Regions from separate parts of the Homo sapiens genome. Here all the other regions are linked to region 2. The links are chromatin contacts, found by Hi-C or POLR2A ChIA-PET in ENCODE. All regions are on one chromosome and are shown on one strand. The core of a region is the stretch at or near the end of the contact, and the rest is flanking DNA. Distances in the headings are between cores, read along the strand shown. Region 1 overlaps SIPA1L3 (signal induced proliferation associated 1 like 3). Region 2 holds the start of SPINT2 (serine peptidase inhibitor, Kunitz type 2). Region 3 holds the start of ACTN4 (actinin alpha 4). Region 4 overlaps SIPA1L3 (signal induced proliferation associated 1 like 3).

Region 1 (3,727 bases), core at 519-3,018, 260 kb after region 2:
TGTCCTTTGGCATCCTGCTTAAATGATTCCAGCTTAGAGGTCCTATGAAGATGTTATAGTAGGCACGTGGCAGGGGACAGAGGGAGCAATGACTTCATCCCTGCCTGTAGCTGATTGGCCGGGGGTGGGTGGGGGACATCTGACTCAGCTGAGCCTGTCAAAAGAACCCTTTCCTCGGCCCCGGTTAGTCCGGAGGGAGACATCCTCCACTCCTCGGGTTGTTTTGGACTCGGGCTGAGAGAACATGCGGTGACTCTCTCTGGGGGCCTGTACTGAAACGTGTATTGCTCAGCAGTCTGTGATGGCCAGGCTTCCTGTCCAGTAGAATACAAAGCAGAAAGACAGACTGAATATAAGAGAATGAATAACGCAGATCTAGAGGTGGGGAGTGAACAAGTGAGGAAGAGAATGCAGATACAGTGGCATGTGTGTCCTGGTTCCAATCCCAGCACCCAGCCCGCCCTTCCTCTATGGCAGGTTTTGCAACCAGCCTGCTAGTGTGAGCTCACCCCTCTTATTAGTGATTGGTTCGGGGAAGATCACATGACCAGTGCTAGTCCAATCAGACAGGAGCTCTGAGGTTTTGCATGATAGTTCGGGACAGATACCTTCTTTTTCTTTCAGGACAGGGATAAGGACACAAGCCTGAGCGGGTCCTGGCAGCTGGTGTGCAACTTTCAGGGGAGCCACGTTTGAGGATGACACTGACATCAGAGGGAACAATAAAGAGACAGAAGGAAAATGGGTCACTGGCAATAGCCCCAGGCTCCTGGACCAGCCAGCCCAGACATCTGCCCCACCTCTGGGCTTTCCAGTTGAATGAGCCAATCCTTTCCCCTAAAATTTATGTCTATTTGAGTTGGTGTTTTTGTTACTTGCAACCAAGTAACTGACTGGTCCTGAGGCTTTCTTCAGGTCTCTGGGCCGCCCCAGGAGCCTCTGGTTAAATGCCCACTTTTTGCCTAAATTGCTGCAGTACAGGAATTTGGCCAATGACTCAACTTGCCGAACTTGCCCACCGCCTCCCCAGCTCTAGAATGGGGATAATTATATACACTTGATTGAGCTGTTAAATGGATTAAAAGTGATTTAAAGACTGTCTAGCACACTGTAAATTCTCAACACGTTAGCAATTACTATTCGAAAGCACTGAAGGGTAGCTGAAAAGTCCCAATCCCAGTGAGCAATCAGCCACATCCCTCCCCTGTCTTGTTTGTAGTTCCTTTGTTCAGGTCAACAAGTCCCCTCCTCACAAACAGTCCCAGAGAACAGCTAACCCAGTTTCTGTCAGAAGGGTGGCAAATCTGGCCTGGGGGTGGGGGTGGGGGATGGATCTGAAATGAAAGAGATTTGACTCAACTTCCCGGTTGCTGGGTGGCGGAGGAAGCCCTCATGAGCTCATTTCTCTACCAAATACAAGCTGGGGTCTAAAGTTTCAAAACACAGGCTGGGGCACGCTGGCACAGTCCCGAGAGAGGACAAAGGAAAGAGGCGGGATGGAAGAGAAACCGCCACATGGCAGGTTCCACAACGAGCTCTCTCGGGAGGAGGCTCCTGGGCTGGATTCCAGCCACATCCGTTCTCTGGGCAGCTACGAGGCAGCAGGAAAAAGGGACCCTGCCACGTCTGTATTTACAGCTGGGAACTGGCGGTGGCACGGGAAACTCGGAAATAAACTCAAGTCAGGAAGTGAGAGGTGCAAGCTGCTTCCATAGCAACGCCCATCTGGGGATCCCTGCCCACAGCCGGAATCATTCAGAAGTGGGGCTTATCTAGAGACATACACCAAATTCACGTTTTCCATTTGCACCCAGAAAATGACACTTAAACTATACTTCCTTGGGGAGCCTCTGTGAATCTCCCTGTACTACAGCTTGAAAAATCCCATTCTTCTTCAGAGCACGCAGAACACAGTACTTATCCATATGGCTCTGCGGTTCTTGTGTTTTCTCCCTGGCTGTGGGCTCCACCAGGGAGGAGCTGTGCCTGCCTTGCTCATTGGTGCCTGGCCCAGAGTAGGGTCTTCAGTTGATGTTTACTGAATAAACTCTCCTGTTTTCAGTCTTATTTTTATTTTATCTTTTGAGATGGAATCTCACTCTGTTGCCCAGGCTGGAGTGTGTGAACTCGGCTCACTGCAACCTCCACCTCCTGGGTTCAAGCCATTCTCATGCCTCAGCTTCCCGAGTAGCTGAGACTACAGCAGCATGCCACCACGCCTGGCTAATTTTTTTGTATTTTTAGTAGAGATCGGGTTTCACCACATTGGCCAGGCTGGTCTCGAACTCCTGGCTTCAAGTGATCCACCTGTCTTGGCTCCCAAAGTGCTGGGATTACAGGCATGAGCCACTGTGCCCTGCCAGCACACCAGTGTTAACAGCAGCATTATTCACTATAGCCAAAAGGTAGAAGCATCCCAAGTGTCCATCAACAGATAAATAGATAAGCAAAATGTGAGATATATATATATACATATAAATTTTTTTTTTTTTTTTTTTTTTTTTTTGAGATGGAGTCTCGCTCTGTCACCAGGCTGGAGTGCAGTGGCGTGATCTCAGCTCACTGCAACCTCCGCCTCCCAGGTTCAAGCGATTCTCCTGCCTCCTGGGATTACAGGCGCACGCCACCACTCCCAGCTAATTTTTGTATTTTTAGTACCGACAGGGTTTCACCATGTTGGCCAGGATGGTCTCAATCTGTTGACCTTGTGATCCGCCCGCCTCAGACTCCCAAAGTGCTGGGATTACAGGTGTGAGCCACCGCACCTGGCCACAAAATGTGATATATACATATCATTATTATTTAGCCTTAAATATGAATTGGAATATTATTTAGCCTCATAAAGGAAGGAAATTCTGATATATACAACATGAATGAACCTTAAAGACATGATACTAAATAAAATATGCCAGCCACAAAAGGACAAATACCGGATGATTCCACTCATAGGAGACACTTACATTCGTCAATCTCATAGAGACAGAAAATAGAAAGGTGGCTTCCAGGGACTGGGGTCTTGGGGATGGAGAATATTGTTTTTCAGAGACAGAGTTTCAGTTTACAAGATGAAAAATGTTCTGTGGATGGATGATGATGGATGCACAACCATGTGCATGTACTGAATGCCACTGAACTGCACACGTAAGGTACATTTTTTTGGTAACTATATCTATCAGTAATGTAACTGGGCATAATAAAATTTCAGAAAATTAAACACTTGACTTCTAGGTTACTAAATGAGTTGTGCATATTTTCTTTTTTACAGTTTCCTTAAAGGTATAACTGACAAATAAAAACTGTTCATACTTAAGGTGGACAACTTGTATATACATATACATTGTGACAAAATCACCACAATCAAGCTAAAGCTAATTATAAAATATAAAAAAAATTTGTTATGTATATTGTGCCACAATAAAAGTTTTAAATGGTTAATTTTGTGTTATGTACATTTTATCATATTTTATCATAATAAAAAAGTACTAAAAAACTGCAGGGCCAGGCACGGTGGCTCATGCCTGTGATCCCAGCACTTGGGGAGGCCAAGGCGGCAGGATTGCTTTGAGCCCAGGAATTTGAGACCAGCCTGGGCAACATAGCAAGACCCAGTCTCTACGAATAATAAAAACCATTAACCAGGCATGGTGGCACATGCCTGTGGTCATAGCTATTTGGGAGGCTGAGGCAAGAGGATCACCTGAGCTAAGAGGCTGAGGCTGAAGTGAGC
Region 2 (3,536 bases), core at 638-3,137:
CAGTGATCTGCCCGCCTTGGCCTCCCAAAGTTCTAGGATTACAGGCATGAGCCACATCACCCGGCCTTCTTTTTTTTTTTTTGAGATGGGAGTTTCACTCTTGTTGCCCAAGCTGGAATGCAGTGGCGCGATCTTGGCTCACTGCAACATCCGCCTCCCGGGTTCAAGCACCAGCACCTGTCTATAAAGCCCTAGGCCATCTGGCTGCAGCCAACCTCTCCCACCTCCCATCCTCCTCCAGTCCTCCCCTCCTTCACGCCTGCTCCAGCCAGGCTGGCTCTGTCTTTTCCCTGAACCCAACCAAGCTTGTTCCAGCTTCAAGGCCTTTGTACTCTATTGCCTGCAACTGGACACTGGTCCCCCAGGTCTCCGTGTGGCTACTGCCTCATTCTTCATGTTAGAGCTCAGATGTCACCCTCCTCACGGAGACGTCCCCCGACCACCTGAGCTAAAGCCGCCCCCAACATCTTACGTCACCCTGTTGGTGTACTTCACCTGGTTCATTTAATTCTCAGTAACTTAATCTCATGGCAAGTGCTTTTTAAACCTTCACTAGCTCTGCCTCTCCCACTGGAATATTAGCTCTGTGAATGCAGGAACCCAGCTAGTCTGAGTTAACTGTTATAACCAGCGCCAGTGCCTGACACGTAGCAGGGCCTCAGTAAGTTTTGCTGAATCAATGAATTCTTGCTTTCAAGAGAGCTCTTTTCAAAACACGCTGGTGCTTGTCTGAAGCAGTTAAGGTTATAACAACACTTGTTCAAAGAGACCTTTCAGACCACACTTCCTTAAGAGTGTAGAAGTTTAAATCACCTTATTCACCACCGACTTCTAAGGGCCAATCCAAAGACCCCAACACCAGCTGCTCAACGCCAATACTCTCTCGAGCCTTAGCAGAGCTTCCTCTTCCCCAAAGCTTGTTTCCTTTCTTGCTCCCTCCTTCTCGGGCACCTACTTTACTGCAACTCAACTACAAAAACTTCAGGGGAGGCTCTTGTCCAATCTCCAAAGAGGCAGGGGTGAGATGGGCTTCTTCCGAGTCTAAAACGGCCACCAGGTCACCCAACCCAACCCCCACCATCTCACAGGCCTGGCCTCTCCCTGAGCTTTGGCCATGGAACTTTCCACCGCCAGGAGAAGGCTGGTCTTCAATTCGGCTCCTCACCCCGTTCTTGCCACAGGAAGGGGCAGTGCCACGCCTTCTTGGTCAATACCCCTTGACTCTTCCTCCACCCGAAGGAAACTCTCCTAACCCTCGCTCCTCCGCCCGTCTTCGCTGTCGAAGGCTCCCAAACCTCATTTCAAGGCTCAATCCTCCAGGGCTGGTTCCACCACACCCGCTGAACGCCATCAAGTAGCCCCCAGTTTCCTCCCCCGCCAGTTCTCCCTGCTCAGACCCCCGTTGACCCCCGAGCCTCTGCCCCCTGCGCCCCGCCTCCAGCCTACCCGCCCGGCCCTCACCGTGGATGCTGCGTTCTCGGTCGGCCGCCAGGACCCCAGAGAGGAGCAGCGATCCCAGCAGGGCGAGAAACGCCCGGCTCCGCCTCAGCCCGCACAGCTGCGCCATGGCCAGCTCAGCCGAGACGCGCAGGCGACGCCACCAGCCGTTGGGGTCTCGCGATCAGGTGCGGGAAGCCCCTCAACGCGCACGCGCAATGGAGCGCCTCGCGTTCAGGTGCCGACGCTCCGGGAGGGTCCGCCAGGTGCCAAAGCCCCCGGAAGTCGCCTTTCCGGACCTTCAGTGTGGGGACGCCCGGCCTTCTCGGCGCGCGATGCCTGGGTCTGCTCCTCACTCGCGCCCTCGCCGCCTGCGACACTCAACGGCCCTCAGCGCGTTCAGAGCCGCGCTACACCTCCCAACGCGCGGAGGTCGCCAGAGCCAATGGCGAACGCCTATTGGAAGCGGCTCCCGAAGGTGGCCGGGCAGGCAGGGGGCGGGGCGCACCTGGCTAGGCAGGGCGAGCTGGGCGCAGGCGCAAAGGGCAGGCACCTGCGCGGCCGCTCCCCGGCCCTGGGCGCACCTGGGCCCGCCCCTGGTGCCGGGGAAGAGGCGGGGCTTGCGCGGGCCTCGCCCCCAACAGAACCTGGCGGGGCGGGGCGGGGCGTCTGCCCGCTGAGCACCTGCCACCCTTCCCTTGGGCTTGGTGACGACGTCGGAGGAGGGCCTTCGCTCTAGGACTGGCCTCAGGGTGGGAGGAGGGGGCGGCAGACACGCGTTTCTTGGAAGCCTGTGGTTTTCTGCCCGCCTCGCCGCAGCTTTCCTGTGAATTCCTTCCTGAATTTCAAAGTTCACTGGGCTCATGCTCCAGGGCTTAATGCTGGGGACCCAGCGGTGGCCATGCCAGACTGGTCCCTGAGTCACCAAACAGGAACGGCCCAGAGTAGTGATAGCGGAAGCTTAGCACAAAGTGATGAAAGCTGTGATGGGGAAGGCCAAGCTTAGGGATCAGAGGCTGGGTCGCTAGAAAACCAGGGCATGATGGGAGCCCAGACAGCTTTCCCATCCAGCCTGAGAGAGGGCCAAGGAGGGCTTCCTGGAGGAGGTGATAGGCCCATGCAAAAACAGCCCCGAGCCCTGGCTCCAAGGTTCTCAGGACAGATATGGAGACAAATACTTAGCACAGGCAGCATCAGAATTGAGAGGAAGGAAGCCCCTGGGGAAACCCAGAGAAGACACCTGACCAAGCCTGGGAGTCAAAGAGGGCTTCCTGGAAGAGGAGTTACGTGAACAGACTCTAGAAAGGGGAATGGAGTGGGGCAGGCACACGAGTAGAGGATAGCCAACAAGGTAATCAACATAAATGCATTATTATTGAAAACACTTTTAGATTATTTCTTTTTTTTTTTTTTTTTGAGATGGAAGTTTTGCTCTTGTTGCCCAGGCTGGAGTGCAATGGAGTGATCTTGGCTCACTGCAGCCTTGACCTCCTGGGCTCAAGGGATCCTCCCACCTCAGCCTCCCAAGTAGCTGGGACTACAGATGTGAGCCACCACATCCAGCTAATTTTTAAATTTTTTGTGGAGACAGGGGACTTGCTATGTTGCCCAGGCTGGTCTCAAACTCCTGGCTTCAAGGGATCCTCCTGTCTCATCCTTCCAAAAGTGTTGTATTACAGGCGTGAACCACCACACCTGGCCTGAAAACACTTTGACAGTGCTATACAGAAAAGGAATCAGGGGCTGGGATGGAAAATAACAAGAGATCTTTTGAATGGGGTGGCGGAGGAAGGGCTTTGTGAGGGGTGGCTTTGATAATGAACTCTGAAGGATGATAAAGGCCAAGGGACAAACATTCCAAGAATCAGGAATGGCACATGCGGAGGCCTTCAGGCAGGAAAGAGAATAGTGTGTTCAGGAGCCAGGGCCACTCCCACTCTTCAGCCTCCCTCCTAGCATAATAATACATGAAAAGCCGTAACTGAGTTATCAAAATGGTATTTACCTTAAACAATGGAAGTCTAACCTTGCAATGAGATCATGGGACTCAAGGTGGAATCTGAATGTGAGGCCAAAGGTCTCCCCCAGCACTTGAATCT
Region 3 (3,663 bases), core at 382-2,881, 380 kb before region 2:
CCCCCCCACAGACACTGACACCTCGCTCGGGGATCCCACTCCACTTCTGATCACCTTTTCACTGCTGTGGGGCCCTACCAAGTTGCCCCCCCCGCCCCCCAAAAAAACAGTGCCACCTGAACACAGTCTCTGCTTCAGGATCCCTTCACCTACCTCCGGTCTCTCCAAAAAAGACACAATTCTTCCTGGACACTCTCAACGCTTCCTCCCCAAACTCATTCTGCCTGCACGACACACACACGCTCTCCAGTCCCGGGACTGCACCTCCAGGAGCCAGCACCCCCTCCTCAAATTCCTTTCTCAGTCTATCCATTACGCATTCCCTTTCTAATGAGACTTTCATTTTCCTAAACGAACCTCTCTCCCATTATCCACCATTCCAGCTCACCCTCCCTCCCACCGATCTCACCTTCTCCCTCTACACTTCCTCATTCTCTCCAACGCTTTAGCTTTTCAGCTTCCCATCAATTCTTTAGAAATCCCTCCCCAAATTATCCCCACTCTCCGTATCCCCTCTACTTCGGCTTCTCCATCCCTCATCAATTCCTCTTATTATTCCTCCTATCTCTTAATCTTCTCCCCTTTGGAACAGGGCACCACAAATAAATCTCACCCCCTTCAAAAACGTCTGATTCACGGGCCCCTTAACTTCTTCCTTCCGCACCCCACCCTCCTCAGACCCCCAGTCCTGGCACCTCTACCCTCCTCACACCCTAAGCCCATGTCTTTTCATGCTCAATTCTACCCTTAGCCCCTGTTTTCATCTTCCCAGCCTCCCTAGTCTTCCCACCCGTCTTCAGACCCCACAATCTCCACTCCATCCTCACACTTGATTCTTCATCCCCTTTATAACTCCCCCAACCTGAGGCTCCCCCAATTCCAATCTCCTTCAGATCTTTCTGCTCTCCAAATAACCAACCCCTCCACACTCAAGCTCCTCCTCACACTTCCCAGACCCAGAAATTCCCTTCTCAGCCTCCCCTGATTCTCCTCCCAGCACCCCCAACCCATGCTCCGACCCTTCAAGCCCGCCTCGGATCCCAGTTCCATTTCAGCCTGCCCAGTCATCTCCTCGGTTTCCCCTAATGGCACGCCCAGACCCTCCAAATCCTTCATCAGCCTTCCCGATTCCTTTTATTTGACTCCCATATTCCCCACCCAGCCGCCAATTCTCTTTTCAGATTCCCAATTCCTTCCTCTAGCTCGGCGATTCCTCCTCAGGACTCCAATTCCCTTCCCGGACCCGCCAATTCCTTCTCGGGACCCCCCCGTTCCCATCACAGACGCTCCAGTTACCTTTCAGGACCTCCCACCCCTCCCCGGGCCCCCTCAGAAAAGCCCCTCCAGCCCGTCCGGCCCGCGGGCCGCGCACCTTGCGCTGCTGCTTCTCCCAGGCCGGGTCCAGCAGCAGGTCCCGGTCCCAGTCGTCCTCCTGGGCCATGTAGTCGCCCATGCTGCCCCCGCCGCCAGCGCCATTGCCCGCGCTGCTGGGGCCGTACTGGTACGACTGGTTCGCCGCGTGGTAGTCCACCATTCCGCCGCCTCTCGCTCGCCCACCAGCCTGTCCGCTCCCGCCTCAGCTCCCGCCCCTCTGCCCGAGCCGCCGCCGCTACCGCCGCTTCAGCTGCTTCAGCCCGCCCTCCGCCCGCGCCTGCGCACTGCCCGCCGCGCCTGCGCACAGCGCCGAGGTTGCCGCCCTCCCGCGCGCGCGCGCCTGCCAAACCAGAAAAGGCACCAAGGCCGCGCTCCGGAGCTTGGCGCCTGCGCAGAGTCCCGCTTCCTGGCCGCCCGACTCAGCCCGGGGGCGAGCCGCGCCCCCTCTCCGGCGTGAACGCGCGCGTCGTTCGCGTATGGGCGGGGCCAGATCATGAATGATTCATAAGGGCAGGCCCCGCCATCGGACCTGAACCAGCTCAGGCTTGGAATGCACTGCACCGGGTTCCCATTCAGCGACACAAATTCAACAAATATTTATTGAACACCTATTCTGTGCCAGACTATGTTTTACGCAGGCACTAAAAACAGAAAAAAATCCCAACTTTCATGAAACTACCTTCTAGTAAAGGAAGCCACATACACACAAATCTACTTTTATTTTTATTATTTTTTGAGACGGAGTCTCGCTCTGTCTCCCAGGCTGGAGTGCAGTGGCGCGATCTCGGCTCACTGCAACCTCCGCCTCCCGGATTCAAGCAATTCTCCTGCCTCAGCCTCCCGAGTAGCTGGGAACACAGGCATGCTCCACCACACCCGGCTAATTTTTGTATTTTTTTAGTAGAGACGGGGTTTCACCATGTTGGCCAGGCTGGTCTTGAACTCTTGAGCTCAAGCGATCCTCCCGCCTCAGCCTCCCAAAGTGCTGGAATTACAGGCGTGAGCCACCGCGCCCAACCAACACACAAATTTTTTTTTTTGAGACGGAGTTTCGCTCTTGTTGCCCAGGCTGGAGTGCAATGGCGTGATCTGGGCTCACTGCAACCTCCGCCTCCCAGGTTCAAGCTATTCTCCTGCCTCAGCCTCCCGAGTAGCTGGGATCACAGGCATGTGCCACCACTCCTGGCTAATTTTGTATTTTTAGTAGAGACGGGGTTTCTCCATGTTGGTCAGGCTGGTCTCAAACTCCCGACCTCAGGTGATCCGCCCACCTCGGCCTCCCAAAGTGCTGGGCTTACAGGCATGAGCCACTGCGCCTGGCCTCAACACTCAAAATTTTAAAAAATATGTAGACAGGCACAGGGGCTCACACCTGTAATCCCAGCACTTTGGGAAGCTGAGGCGGGAGGATGGCTTGAGCCCAAGAGTTCAAGGCCAGCCTAGGCAACATAACAAGAACCTGTCTCTACAAGAAATGTAAAAATTCACTGGGCATGGCTGTGTGCACCTGTAGTCCCAGCTACTCAGGAGGCTGAGGAAGGGACATCACTTGAGCCCAGGAGTTCCAGTCTGCAGTGAGCTGTGATCACACCAATGCACTCCAGAAGCGAAATCCTGTCTCAAAAATATACATAAAAGTAAAAAATAGGTAGTATTGTATATTCCAAGGTGTTGAGTATTTGGAGAAAAATCAAGCATGGGCTGGAATGCAAATAAACTACTCAGGTAGGCTTCATGGAGAAGGCAGACATTTAAACAAAGGTGCGAGCCACTGCATCAGGAAGCATCTTAAATTTAAATATTCAGCCAGGCACTGGTGGCTTACTCTTGCAATCCCAGCACTCTGGGGAGTCAAGGCTGGAAGAGTGCTTGAGCCCAAGAGTTTGAGGCCAGACTGGGTAACATAACAAGATCTCATCTCTACAAAAAAATGTTTACATTAAAAATAAATGGCCGGGCGCAGTGGCTCATGCCTGTAATCCCAGCACTTTGGGAGGCCGAGGCAGGCAGATCACGAGGTCAGGAGTTAGAGGCCAGCCTGGCCAACATGGTGAAACCCCGTCTCTACTAAAAATACAAAAATTAGCCGGGCTTGGTGGCATGCACCTGTAATCCCAGCTACCCAGGGGGCTGAGGTAGGGGAATCACTGGAACTCGGGAGGCAGAGGCTGCAGTAAGCCGAGATCGCGCCACTGTACTCCAGCCTGGGCGACAGAGCAAGACTCCGTCTAAAATAAAAATAAAAATAAATAAATAAATATCCGGCCAGGTGTGGTGGCTCACGCCTGT
Region 4 (3,537 bases), core at 826-3,325, 340 kb after region 2:
CTTTGGGAGGCCAAGGTGGGAGGATCATGAGGTCAGGAGATCGAGACTAACACAGTGAAACCCCGTCTCTACTAAAAATACAAAATAGCCGGGTGTGGTGGCGGGCGCCCGTAGTCCCAGCTACTCGGGAGGCTGAGGCAGGAGAATCGCTTGAACCAGGGAGTCAGAGGTTGCAGTGAGCCGAGATCGCGCCACTGCACTCCAGCCTGGGAAACAGAGTGAGACTCCAACTAAAAAAAAAAAAAAAAAATTTGCCAGGCACGGTGGCATGCACCTGTGGTCCCAGCCACATGGGAGGTTGAGGCGGGAGGATTGCTTGAGCCCAGGAGATCAAGGCTGCAGTGAGCCATGATTACACCACTGCACTCTAGCCTGGGTGACAGAACAAGACTGTCTCTAAAAACAACAAACACATACATACATACATAGATACAGACATACATACATAAAAAGTCACATTTAATATGTTAATAGCAGAGGCCACGTTCTTAAGTACTTACCATGCGCTGGCCCCTGGGGGTAAGCACTTGACTGGCATCCTCTCCTTTCATCCAAGAACAGCCCTCAGAGGGGGAAACAGCCTTTGCAAGGAAGGGTAGGAGGAGGGGGGAGGGAGTCAGGAGCAGAGAGATGGGTGAGACCCAGGTGTTTCTGGGCAGAGTGAGTGAGTGCTCTCAAAGACCTCGCACTCTAACCTTCAGACTGCTGCCTCATCACCCAACTCAAGTTTCCCTGAATTGCCAGACAGAATACTTGGTATTCCAACAAGATTCAGAGTTCTTGTGGTACTGGGACTTTGTGCACAGTTTCAAAGGTGGGCATGATTAGAGAACAAAAAGCTAAGTCCTGATTCAGGTAATTACAAAACAAAGCTGGTAAGCACGATGACAAAAATGCATGGGCATTATGCTTTCCCTGTGTTCCACTTATTTCTGCAGCAAAACCAATTGTCTGCCTACCCAATATCCCTCCCCCTTTCCCAGTCCTTTCCTAAATGGTACTCTGATTTCATTCCTGTAGCCACTCTCCTCCCTGTGCTACCTACTTCAGGTAAGGCTGGCCCCGGCTCCAGCCCCAGCCCCAGCCCCAGCCCCAGAGGGTCAATCCTAATTGGCCCTTGGCTGGTTTCTCTGGGCAGGGTCACATATCACCATGCTGGCCAATGAGATATGAGGGAAATCTGGGAGGCAGGGAATCAATGAAAGGTTTCCTCACTCTTAAAGAGATACACAGCAAGTGAGAGATGCCCTCTTTCTGCTGCTGGATGTGGCACTGTCAGTGTGTGCCAACTGGAGCCTTGGCAGTCATCTTGTGGCCATGCAGGGAGCCTAGGGACACAGGAGACACACCATGGATGGCAGAGTGGCTTGAAGGAGAGGGATGGGGTCCCTGCAGGCATTGTGGAACTGCTTAGTCAACTCCTGTGCTGCTGTGCTGCCTACCTACAGGCTTCTTTGTTATATGAGATCATAAATCTCGTTATTTCAGGCCAATTTCATTTGGGCTTCCTATTACAGTAGCTCATGGTTCTCAAAACGTGCTTCCTGGACCAGGGGCACCAGTGTCACCACAAAATGCAAATTCTCAAGCTAGACTTACAGAATCAGGAACTTACAGAATCAGATGGGGCCCAGCAATCTGTGTTTTACCTAGCCCTCTGGGGATTCTGATCCTTGCTAGGGTTTTTTGTTTTTTTTGAGACGGAGTCTCACTCATTCTGTTGCGCAGGCTGGAGTGCAGTGGCATGATCTTGGCTCACTGCAACCTCTCAGAGCCTCCCAGGTTCAAGCAATTCTCCTGCCTCAGCCTCTCGAATAGCTGGGACCACAGGTATGTGCCACCACACCCGGCTAATTTTTGCATTTTTAGTAGAGATGGGGTTTTACCATGTTGCCCAGGCTGGCCTCGAACTCCTGGCCTCAAATGATCCACCTGCCTCGGCCTCCCAGAGTGCTGGGATTACAGATGTGAGCCACCACACCTGGTCTTGCTCGGGTTTGAAAACCACTGCAGTAGCACACAGAGCTTTAGAGTTAAGATACAGCTCTGGAGTCAGACTGCCTGAATCCAAATCACGTCACCATGCTGATACACTGTTGGTGGGAATGTAAATTAGCTCAGCCACTGGGGAAAGCAGTTTGAAGATTCCTCAAAGAACTAAAAATAGAATTACCGTTCGACCCAGCAATCCCATTTCTGGGTATCTACCCAAAGGAAAAGGAACCATTCTACCAAACGACACCTGCACTCCTACGTTCATCGCAGCACTCTTCACGATAGCATGTGAATCAACCCACAAAGCCAGGGAATCAACCCGGATGCCCATCAACAGCGGACTGGACAAAGATAATGTGGTACATATATACCATGGAATACTACACAGCCATTAAACAAGAATGAAATCATGTCTATTGCAGCAACATGGATGTAGCTGGAGGCCATTATCCTAAGTGAATGAATGCACAAACAGAAAACCAAATATCCAATGTTCTTACTTCTAAGTGGGATGCTAAACATTGCGTACACGTACACACACACACACACACACCCCATGTTCTTACAAGTGAGAGCTAAACATTGCATACACACACACACACACACACACACACACACACACACACCCCATGTTCTTATTCTAAGTGGGAGCTAAACATTGCATATACACACACACCCCATGTTCTTACTTCTAAGTGGGAGCTAAACATTGGGTACGTACACACACACACACACACACACACACACACACACACACACGAACAACAGACACTGAGAATTCCAAAAACCAAGAAGGAATGGGGCAAGGGTTGAAAATCTACCTACTGGGGGCTAGGCGCAGTGGCTCACGCCTGTAATCCCAGCACTTTGGGAGACCAAGGTGGGTGGATCACCTGAGGTCAGGAGTTCAAGACCAGCCTGTCCAACAAGGCAAAATCCAATCTCTACTAAAAAATACAAAAAAGTTTAGCCGGGCATGGTTGGTGGAGGCACCTGTAATCCCAGCTACTCGGGAGGCTGAGGTAGGGAGAATTGCTTAAACCCGGGAGGCGGAGGTTGCACTGAGCTGAAATTGCGCCACTACACTCCACCCTGGGTGACAGAGCGAGACTCCATCTCAAAAAAAAAAAAAAAAGGAAAAGAAAATCTACCTATTGGGTACTCTGTTCACTATTTGAGTGACAGGATCTGTACCCCAAACCTCAGCATCACACAATATACTCATGTAACAAACCTTCACATGTACCCTCTGAATCTAAAAAAAAAAAAATCATGCCACCACCTTTTTTTAGCTGCCTGACCTTGAACAAGTTATTCAAATTTAGTTACCTCATCTGCAAAGGGAGAATAATATCTTCCAGGGTTGTCGGGAGGCTTAAAGGAGTGGCTTCATGTGAAGGGCCCGGCACAGTGTCTTGCATGCAGCAGACGCTACATACATTGCCTACTTGCTGCTGCAGTTGTTGCTGCTGATGCTGTTACTACTGTTTGCAGCCAAAGGCTTACCAACTGACACAACTTCCCGACTGAGCTCTTCCAAAG

Evidence for each region. A loop is a pair of places that touch in the nucleus more often than their neighbours do. ChIA-PET counts read pairs that join two places held with the same protein, here RNA polymerase II (POLR2A). Pooled maps may share reads with other maps.
Region 1: a pooled map shows a loop between it and region 2 (4-fold over the local background). The contact joins the enhancer-like site here to the promoter of SPINT2 in region 2. A Hi-C loop is called at or near these places in 2 of 50 pooled maps. POLR2A ChIA-PET finds 5 or more read pairs at or near these places in 4 of 52 experiments (Panc1, WTC11 and activated T-cell).
Region 3: a map of naive thymus-derived CD4-positive, alpha-beta T cell shows a loop between it and region 2 (26-fold over the local background). The contact joins the promoter of ACTN4 here to the promoter of SPINT2 in region 2. A Hi-C loop is called at or near these places in 2 of 168 maps with a recorded cell type or tissue (ascending aorta and naive thymus-derived CD4-positive, alpha-beta T cell) and 8 of 50 pooled maps. POLR2A ChIA-PET finds 5 or more read pairs at or near these places in 4 of 52 experiments (K562, MCF 10A, OCI-LY7 and 1 more).
Region 4: a pooled map shows a loop between it and region 2 (3-fold over the local background). The contact joins the enhancer-like site here to the promoter of SPINT2 in region 2. A Hi-C loop is called at or near these places in 2 of 50 pooled maps. POLR2A ChIA-PET finds 5 or more read pairs at or near these places in 6 of 52 experiments (B cell, MCF 10A, RWPE1 and 2 more).

Annotation. Positions count from the first base shown.
Region 1 is chr19:38,001,497-38,005,223 of GRCh38, reverse strand. The region is part of intron 1 of SIPA1L3 (signal induced proliferation associated 1 like 3); the gene reads right to left. Among named protein-coding and RNA genes, the nearest start is that of SIPA1L3, 96 kb to the right of the region's middle. RefSeq lists enhancers at 686-805, 1,212-1,743. Within about 2 kb of position 1,768, at least 36 of the 41 ENCODE cell types and tissues checked have a DNase peak (open chromatin) inside an H3K27ac peak, as active enhancers do; they include Panc1, where a contact is called at or near this core.
Region 2 is chr19:38,262,924-38,266,459 of GRCh38, reverse strand. It overlaps SPINT2 (serine peptidase inhibitor, Kunitz type 2), which reads right to left and starts at 1,887. Exons shown (of 7, transcript NM_021102.4): 1 at 1,462-1,887. The coding sequence starts at 1,567. RefSeq lists a silencer at 1,863-2,182 and enhancers at 2,339-3,256, 3,397-3,536.
Region 3 is chr19:38,645,617-38,649,279 of GRCh38, reverse strand. ACTN4 (actinin alpha 4) reads right to left here and starts at 1,631. Exons shown (of 21, transcript NM_004924.6): 1 at 1,373-1,631. The coding sequence starts at 1,534. RefSeq lists silencers at 1-108, 1,292-1,371, 1,602-1,791.
Region 4 is chr19:37,926,739-37,930,275 of GRCh38, reverse strand. All of the region lies in intron 1 of SIPA1L3 (signal induced proliferation associated 1 like 3), which reads right to left. Among named protein-coding and RNA genes, the nearest start is that of SIPA1L3, 21 kb to the right of the region's middle. Within about 2 kb of position 2,075, at least 5 of the 41 ENCODE cell types and tissues checked have a DNase peak (open chromatin) inside an H3K27ac peak, as active enhancers do; they include B cell, where a contact is called at or near this core.